3 separate regions of the Homo sapiens genome follow, and all the other regions are linked to region 2. Evidence: chromatin loops called from intact Hi-C (ENCODE). Cell type or tissue: natural killer cell. All regions are shown on one strand. Region 1 overlaps SDHAF2 (succinate dehydrogenase complex assembly factor 2). Region 2 overlaps TKFC (triokinase and FMN cyclase). Region 3 holds the start of TMEM216 (transmembrane protein 216).

What was found. Hi-C counts contacts between places; a loop is a spot of excess contacts. Peaks named below come from ENCODE experiments on the same cell type or tissue, not always from the same donor. Only the 100,000 strongest peaks of a DNase experiment are listed, where the experiment ranks them.
Region 1: it touches region 2 in a loop (5-fold over the local background); 26 of 110 quality-filtered maps call a loop at or near these places.
Region 3: a loop joins it to region 2, with 5 times the contacts of the local background. A loop is called at or near these places in 105 of 110 quality-filtered maps.

The regions. Positions count from the first base shown.
Region 1 is chr11:61,434,113-61,436,612 of GRCh38, forward strand. The region is part of intron 1 of SDHAF2 (succinate dehydrogenase complex assembly factor 2); the gene reads left to right. Among named protein-coding and RNA genes, the nearest start is that of SDHAF2, 5.2 kb to the left of the region's middle. In natural killer cell, CTCF peaks have their summits at 1,544 (motif pointing left) and 1,749; a DNase peak (open chromatin) is centred at 1,559.
Region 2 is chr11:61,335,192-61,337,691 of GRCh38, forward strand. All of the region lies in intron 2 of TKFC (triokinase and FMN cyclase), which reads left to right. Among named protein-coding and RNA genes, the nearest start is that of TKFC, 3.2 kb to the left of the region's middle. In natural killer cell, a CTCF peak has its summit at 1,199 (motif pointing right); a DNase peak (open chromatin) is centred at 1,190; H3K27ac peaks cover 363 bases.
Region 3 is chr11:61,391,387-61,393,886 of GRCh38, forward strand. It overlaps TMEM216 (transmembrane protein 216), which reads left to right and starts at 1,201. Exons shown (of 5, transcript NM_001173990.3): 1 at 1,201-1,279; 2 at 1,845-1,946; 3 at 2,498-2,500. The coding sequence starts at 1,246. RefSeq lists an enhancer at 966-1,927. In natural killer cell, no CTCF peak of the experiment used is centred here; DNase peaks (open chromatin) are centred at 925, 1,255 and 2,035; H3K4me3 peaks cover 1,589 bases; H3K27ac peaks cover 1,981 bases.

The DNA.
Region 1 (2,500 bases), 99 kb after region 2:
GTTAATTGAGATCTGTTAGGCTTGAATCTGGATGTCCACTTCTTTCCCCAACTTTGGGGGTTTTTAGCCATTATGTCTTTTTTTTTGAGATGGAGTCTCACTCTATCACTGAGACGAGTGCGATGGCACAATCTCAGCTCACTGCAACCTCTGCCTCCTGGGTTCAAGCAATTCTCCTGCCTCAGACTCCCCAGTAGCTGGGATTACAGGCACGCGCCACCATGCTTGGCTACTTTTTGTACTTTTAGTAGAGACGGTTTCGCCATGTTGGCCAGGCTGGTCTTGAACTCCTTACCTCAGGTGATCCGTTCACCTCAGCCTCCCAAAGTGCTGGGATTACAGGCATTAGCCACTGAGACCAGCCAATTATGTCTTCTAATAAGCTTTCTGCCCCTGTCTTTCTCTTATACGACTCTCATAATGTGTATATTGATCTCCTTGATGGAGTCCCTAAGGCTTTCTTCACTCCTTCTCATTCCTTTTTTTTTTTTTTTTTTTAGAAAAAACCCTGACTAATTTCAAATGACCAGTCTTTGAGTTTGCTGACTCTTTCTGCTGCTTGATCAGGTCTACTATTGATTTTCTCTAGTGAATTTTTTAATTTATTTTAATTTTTTAATTTTTTTTTTTTTTTTGAGACGGAGTCTCGCTCTGTTGCCCAGGCTGGAGTGCAGTGGCACGATCTCAGCTCACTGCAAGCTCCGCCACCTGGGTTCACGCCATTCTTCTGCCTCAGGCCTCCCAGGTAGCTGGGACTACAGGCGCCCGCCACTATGCCCGGCTAATGTTTTGTATTTTTAGTAGAGACGGGGTTTCACCATTGTTAGCCAGGGTGGTCTTGATCTCCTGACCTCTTGATCCACTCGCCTTGGCCTCCCAAAGTGCTGGGATTACAGGCATGAGCCACCACGCCGGGCCTAATTTTTTAATTTTTATGTATTTTTATTTTTTAGAGACGGGGTCTCACTGTGTTGCCCAGGCTGGTTCTCGAACTCCTGAGCTCAAGCGATCCTCCAGCCTCAGCCTCCCAAAGTGCTAAGATTATAGACATGAGCCACCGTGCCTGGCCTCCTCTAGTGAATTTTTCAATTCAGTTACTGTATTCTTCAGCTCCAAAATTTTCATTTGGTTATTTTTTAATGTTTTCTGTCTTTTTTTTGGTTTTCTCATTTTGTTCAAGCTCAATGTTCAAGTTCTCAATGTTCCAAAGCTCATTGAACATCTTTATTATGGCTAGTTTGAATTCTTTATAGGTGATTCATATACTTCTGTTTCTTTAAGGTTAGTTTCTGGAGATGTATTTCGTTCCTTTAATAGGACCATGTTTTCCTCTTTATTCATGTGCTTGGTAACTTGTACTGGTGATTTCTACATTTGAAAAATCATCTGTCTCTCCTGGTCTTTGTACTGGTGATTGGCCTTCACTAGTCAGCATGGATAGAGATTCCAAGGGCCTCTCAATCCTTTACTGAGGATGTGTCTTTTCTGGACTTGCGGATGTAAATTCCCATTTAGAGGGATTTGCCGGTTTCCTTTTTCAGGAGCCCATAATCTCTTGCTCCCTCTAGTGTCTGCGTATGATACTGCAGTTTCTCTGGAGCTGCTACAAGTCTCCCAGCTGTCGGTGGCCTCCAGACTTTTAGAGTATGCCATGTCCCATCAGTGCCCCAAGCTGGGCAAGACAGAAACCAGTCCCTCTGGTAGCTTCCCCAAAGGACAGAATGTTACGACTGGGTGTGGTGGCTCACGCCTGTAATCCCAGCACTTTGGGAGGCCAAGGTAGGCAGATCACCTGAGGTCGGGAGTTCGAGACCAGCCTGACCAACATAGAGAAACCCTGTCTCTACTAAAAATACAAAATCAGACGGGCGTGGTGGGGCATGCCTGTAATCCCAGCTACTCGGGAGGCTGAAGCAGGAGAATTGCTTGATCCTGGGAGGCGGAGGTTGTGGTGAGCCGAGATCGCGCCATTGCACTCTAGCCTGGGCAACAAGAGCGAAACTCCGTCTCAAAAAAAAAAAAAGTCAGAATATTAGATGCACACTCCACTCCCCTCAACCCTGGGAGAGGCCACTGGGCTGTATTGGCCTTTCTCTGCAGTTTCAGGGATCCTCTGGATCAGCAGCAGGCCACCCAGGCATTTAGAGTGTGCTAGATCCTTTCAAGTGCTTAGAGACAGAAACCAGTCCCCCAGAGAGCCCCAAAAAGCTAGAATGTTGGATGCATACTGCACCTGTTTCCCTCCCTAGGGAGAAGCTGGGAGGTGGGAGTTTTCTCCTGCTTGTTCTGCACTGAGCCAAGGATGAGTGATGAGGGAGTGAGTGCTTGCCAGTCTAAACTGTCACCTTTGTTCTCCATGGTTCTTTGTTCTCCCTCAACCTGCTGCCCTTTTCTGTTAGCACTTAGATTCAAACAAAACAGAAACCTGATCCCCCCAAAAGTCCGAACATTATACATACTTTTCAGTCTTCTCTTTCTGTCTCAGGTAGAAGCTAGGAGC
Region 2 (2,500 bases):
AAGCCTTGAACATATCTGGATTCAAATTTCAGCCTGCCACTGACCAGCTGCATGACCTTTTACAGACCTCTCTGCGCCTCTTTTTCTTCATCTGCATTATAAGGCAAATTAAGGCCTACCTCCAGTGGTTGTGTGGTGTTGATCAAGCAGAGTCCTGGAGGCCTCACTTGACTTCCTTTCCTTTTCCATCCTTTCAGGCCACTGAAACCAGGGATAGCACTGGTCCCTAAACCCTCTTCTGGCTCTGTAAAAGACAGATTATCATGATGGGGAGCAGGCCACTTTCTTGGAGGGTAGTGCTGCTGGAGGCTGGGCTTGGAGTGAGGCCAACTCACAACTTCATTGTGTGTTCCAGTCCCTGGTAGGCTCTGAGAGCCACAAACCCATGTCCTTTCTAGGGCAACCTCTGTCACCCTCCACTTCCCTCCAGCCCCTCGAGAAAGCAGCATGATATGGCCAAAAGGGAACCAGCTTTGGAGCCAGGCAGACCTGGACACCTGCTGGCTGTGTGACCTTGGGCAAAATAGTTTAACTGTGCCTCAGTTTCCTCACTGGGCTCATCTTTCCTCCATAGGGCTGTTGGGAAGTTTTGTTTTGTTTTAGTTTGGGTTTTTTTTTTTGAGACGGAGTTTTGCTCTTTTTGCCCAGGCTGGAGTGCAATGGCGCAATCTCGGCTCACCACAACCTCCGCCTCCCAGGTTCAAGCAATTCTCCTGCCTCAGCCTCCCGAGTAGCTGGAATTACAGGCATGTGCCACCACGCCCAGCTAATTTTGTATTTTTAGTAGAAATGGGGTTTCTCCATGTTGATCAGGCTAGTCTCGAACTCCCAACCTCAGGTGATCCACCCGCCTTGGCCTCCCAAAGTTCTGGGATTATAGGCATGAGCTACCACACCCGGCCTGTTGGGAAGATTAAATGAGACATGCTCAAAAACACTTAGAACTGGGCCTGGCTCTTAGTCACTGCTCAGCAAATGGAACCAATCTTATTGTTCTTCTTGCTCCCTACAGACCTAGGCTACTCTGAAGCAGGTGGCTTAGCCCTGGCCCTGGCTGGATGCAGGACAGGTTGGCAGGGAGGCAGCAGAGCCAAATTTTGTACAAAGGAGCTGGTGCTAGCAAGCTCAGGAAGAAGCCACAGCCGGAAGTTCACCTTGCCAGGACCTGGCTCAGCTGCAGGTTCCCACCGGGCCACCAGGTGGCGGTGGGAGCCCAGCCCTCTGAGTCCACGTTGGGCCCCAGTCTCACTCTGTCTTCAGGACAAAGCCAGGGGCTGCAGCCCTTGTTCAGCAGACTCTGGCTTTTCACAGCCTGTTTGAAAAAGGGAGTAGCTTCATTTGATTGAGTTTCCACTATATCATGGGCATATACTCTGTTCTAGTAAATCCCTATTTTACAGAGGAAGAATTTTAGCTCCCGACAATGATGTATCTTCCCTGAGTTCCTGCAGCTAATGAGAGGCAGAAGTGGGATTTGAACCCAAGTCCCTGTAACAGCAGAGCTCAAGCCACACTCCATTCTGGCCCCCACGCTACTCACTTCTGTCTGCACCCTGTATCCACTCAGCCAAGCCTGGCGGCACTGCTCTGTAACCCTCCACCAGCCTGTCCACAACCCCTCCTGAGGCTGCCTGTGGCCAGTCCTCTCCTCCCCACCCCTTCCTGCTGGTCACCCGTGCTTCCTGGCACCACCACACTATTCACTCATCCAGGCCTTGGCTTATGCTCCCCCTCTGGCTGGAAGAGCCTCCCTTTTCCCTCCTCCCATGTCTCCTGCCCCCTTTTTCCCTACCCCGGTCCTGCTTATCCTTCCCAGAGACCTCCAGGCCCCTCGGGAGGCTGCGGCCCCTCCTCTATGCTCCCATGGTGCACGTGCGCTCCTCGTGTAGCAGTGCCCACTACACATGGCTGTGACCTCTGCTGTGTTTCCACTGAGGGCAGGAACAGCATTGTTATCTCTTTTTTTATTTCCGAGATGGAGTCTCACTCTGTCACCTAGGCTGGAGTGCAGTGGCACGATGACAGCTTACTGCAGCCATGACCTCCCAGGTTCAAGTGATCCTCCCACCTCAGCCTTCCGACTAGTGGGACTCCAGGCATGCACCACCATGCCTGGATCATTTTTCATATTTTTTGTAGAGATGGAGTCTCATCATGTTGCCCAGGCCGGTCTCAAAGTCTTGGACTCAGGCGATCTGCCTGCCTCAGCCTCCCAAAGTGCTGGGATTACAGGCATGAGCCACTGCACCTGAGCTGTTATCTCTACACATAGTGTCTAGTGCTGGGCCTGGCATACCAAGAGGCTGGGGAAATGTTTGCCCCGCGTTGGAGCACCAGGGAGCAGCGGTGGCTGTGGAACCTGCTCAGCTCCTCCCCCAGCATAGGAGCCTCAGCCTGAGGCTTTTCTTCCTTTTGACAGAAGAAGGTGTTGGGCCCCAGTTTTATTAAAATATTTTACACTGCAGGCAACCACTCCCCCATTTTCTTTGTATTGCAGCCA
Region 3 (2,500 bases), 56 kb after region 2:
CTGTAATCCCCGCTACTTGGGAGGCTGAGACTGGAGAATCGCTTGAACCCAGGAGGCGGAGGTTGCAGTGACCAGAGATAGCGCCATTGCACTCCAGCCTGGGTTACAAGAGCAAAACTCCGTCTCAAAAATAAAATGAAATAAATAAAATAAAGCTTAGTCACCTTCCTCAGGCTACCTGGTTGGAGCGTGCCATCTGTTTCCTGCTTTACCCTGATTGACAACGGGCTAACAGCCAAGTCAAGTCAACCTGAGTCCTCTCAAAACCCTTCTTTTTGCACTCCCCTGCCTGCAGCAACACAGTTTTCTGTTTTTTTTTTTTTTTGAGACAGAGTCTCACTGTCGCCCAGGCTGGAGTGCGGTGGCGCGATCTCAGCTCACTGCAACCTCCGCCTCCCGGGTTCGAGCGATTCTCCTACCTCAGCCTCCCAAGTAGCTGTAACTACTGGCGCGCGCCAGTACGCCCGGCTAATTTTTGTATTTTTAGTAGAGACGGGGTTTCGCCATGTTGGCCAGGCTGATTTCGAACTCCTGACCTCAGGTGATCCATCACCTCGGCCTCCCAAAGTGCTGGGATTACAGGCGTGAGCCACTAAGCCCGGCCAGCAACACGCTTTTACCGCTGCAAATCCGGATCAGGCAGGCTTTGAAGCCCAGCTCACAGGCCGTCTCTTGGAAACTAACTTAGATTTCCACCTGGGAGCACTTTGTCCTCTCAGCTCCCACTGCACCACTTTATGGATCGCGTGGTGACTCGTTTCATTTTATTTATGTGTGTTCCTGGAAAGGACGCTCTATTTCCTTCGTGTCTCTACCTGGTAGGTAAATCGGCCGCAGAAAAGACCAATGCTAACTCCACCCTGCATTTGCAGAGATCCGTCGCTCACACCTTTTCTTGTCTTCCGTTGAAAAAAGAGAATCGTGGGAGTAGGACCTATTTGCCAATCTCCTGGTAACACTATCACAACTGGCCACTTCCGCCCAACGCCCGGTAGTCTGAGAGCCTCCAAGGTCCTCCCCCGCACCCCTGAGGTCCTGCAGACGACGGCGTCGTGGGTGGTCACCGTTATCCCTTAGGTCTGGAGAGGGGACATCCGAGCGAGGGCCACTTGCGGCCAGGCCCGAGCTCGTCCAGCTCCGGGTGACCACAGAGTGCCGCGGGCGGGCAGAGGGGCCGGAAACCCAGGCCGCTTCGTCCCTGTTTCCGGCAGCGCCGCGCTGCTCCGGGAGCCGCTGTGGCAGCGTATGCTGCCACGGGGACTGAAGATGGCGCCGCGAGGTGAGATTCCGGAGGTGTGTGAGTCGCTGGTCCCTTTCCCTTCGGTCGCTCCCTCCCACCTCTGTCCCAGAGCTTGACCTAAACCCTCCATTCTCTAGCGTTAGGGACGTCGCGCCTCCCTGGTCCAAAGCCGGCTTCCGCGGTCCCGCCCACCCTGGGTGCCTGAAGGTCTCAAGGTGCACAGCTCAAATAAACGCAGATCCTTGGCTGGGCCACTTCTAGGCTGGCTCAGGTGCGAATCTGTTGGTCTCTGCGCCCCAACTTCCCCTCCCAAATAGTGACAGAGTGAGATCTTTGAGATGTCTGTCAGCTGCGAGTTACCTCTTGACTTTTATTCCTGAAGCCGAAGAGTCGAGTTTCACGGTGATTCCTAGGAAAGGAGGGAAGCCCCCTCCACTCCCACCCCCGTACCCTCGCCCCCTCATTATCAGCAACCAGAAGTGCCCCTGAGTGGCCGGTCCCATTAGTTGCAGCGTCTAGTTTCCCCAAAGTTAGACACCAACCCATACGAGCAGAGAGGGAGCTGCCTTCCGGCCCATCCCACTTCTCTGTGCTCCTTTTTCAGGTAAACGGTTGTCCTCCACCCCGCTGGAAATCCTGTTCTTTCTGAACGGGTGGTATAATGCTACCTATTTCCTGCTGGAACTTTTCATATTTCTGTATAAAGGTAAGGAAGGCTTGGGGCTTGACGACAGCATCCCTTCCCCACTTCAGCTCAGAGCCAATTCCTACCAAGAACCTTCTTATTTTCCGTTCTTTTCTGCCCCCTGCAGTTCTTTGTCGCTGCAAGGCAGGCCTCCTCATCAGATGGCTTCTTTGAGTATGATTCCATAGGCAGCCCCTCAGCAAGAATTTCTTGAGTTTGAGAAATGTGGGCTTCTCCATTCTGACTCTGCCCACATCACTGCTCTTTGCTGAGCTCCACTGTAAGCCCACTGGTGACCCTTAGAAACTATTCAGTGGCCTGTGTACCCATGTACATCCAATCATTTTGGAGAGTGGAGTCCCCAGAGACTTTTGGAGTTAGGAGTAAAACACCATAATAATGAGCCTGAGTCGCATTGTGAGTTTATGTATCCTGCTGCTGTAATAATGCCCACATCTCACTAACTAGTTCATGGAAAGCTGAGACTGATGTCCTCTTTTTTCCCAAGTGTGTGGCAGTTCTTGTGGGTGCTGTTATATGCTGTTTGCAAACTCTGGCTTTTGTATTGGCAGGTG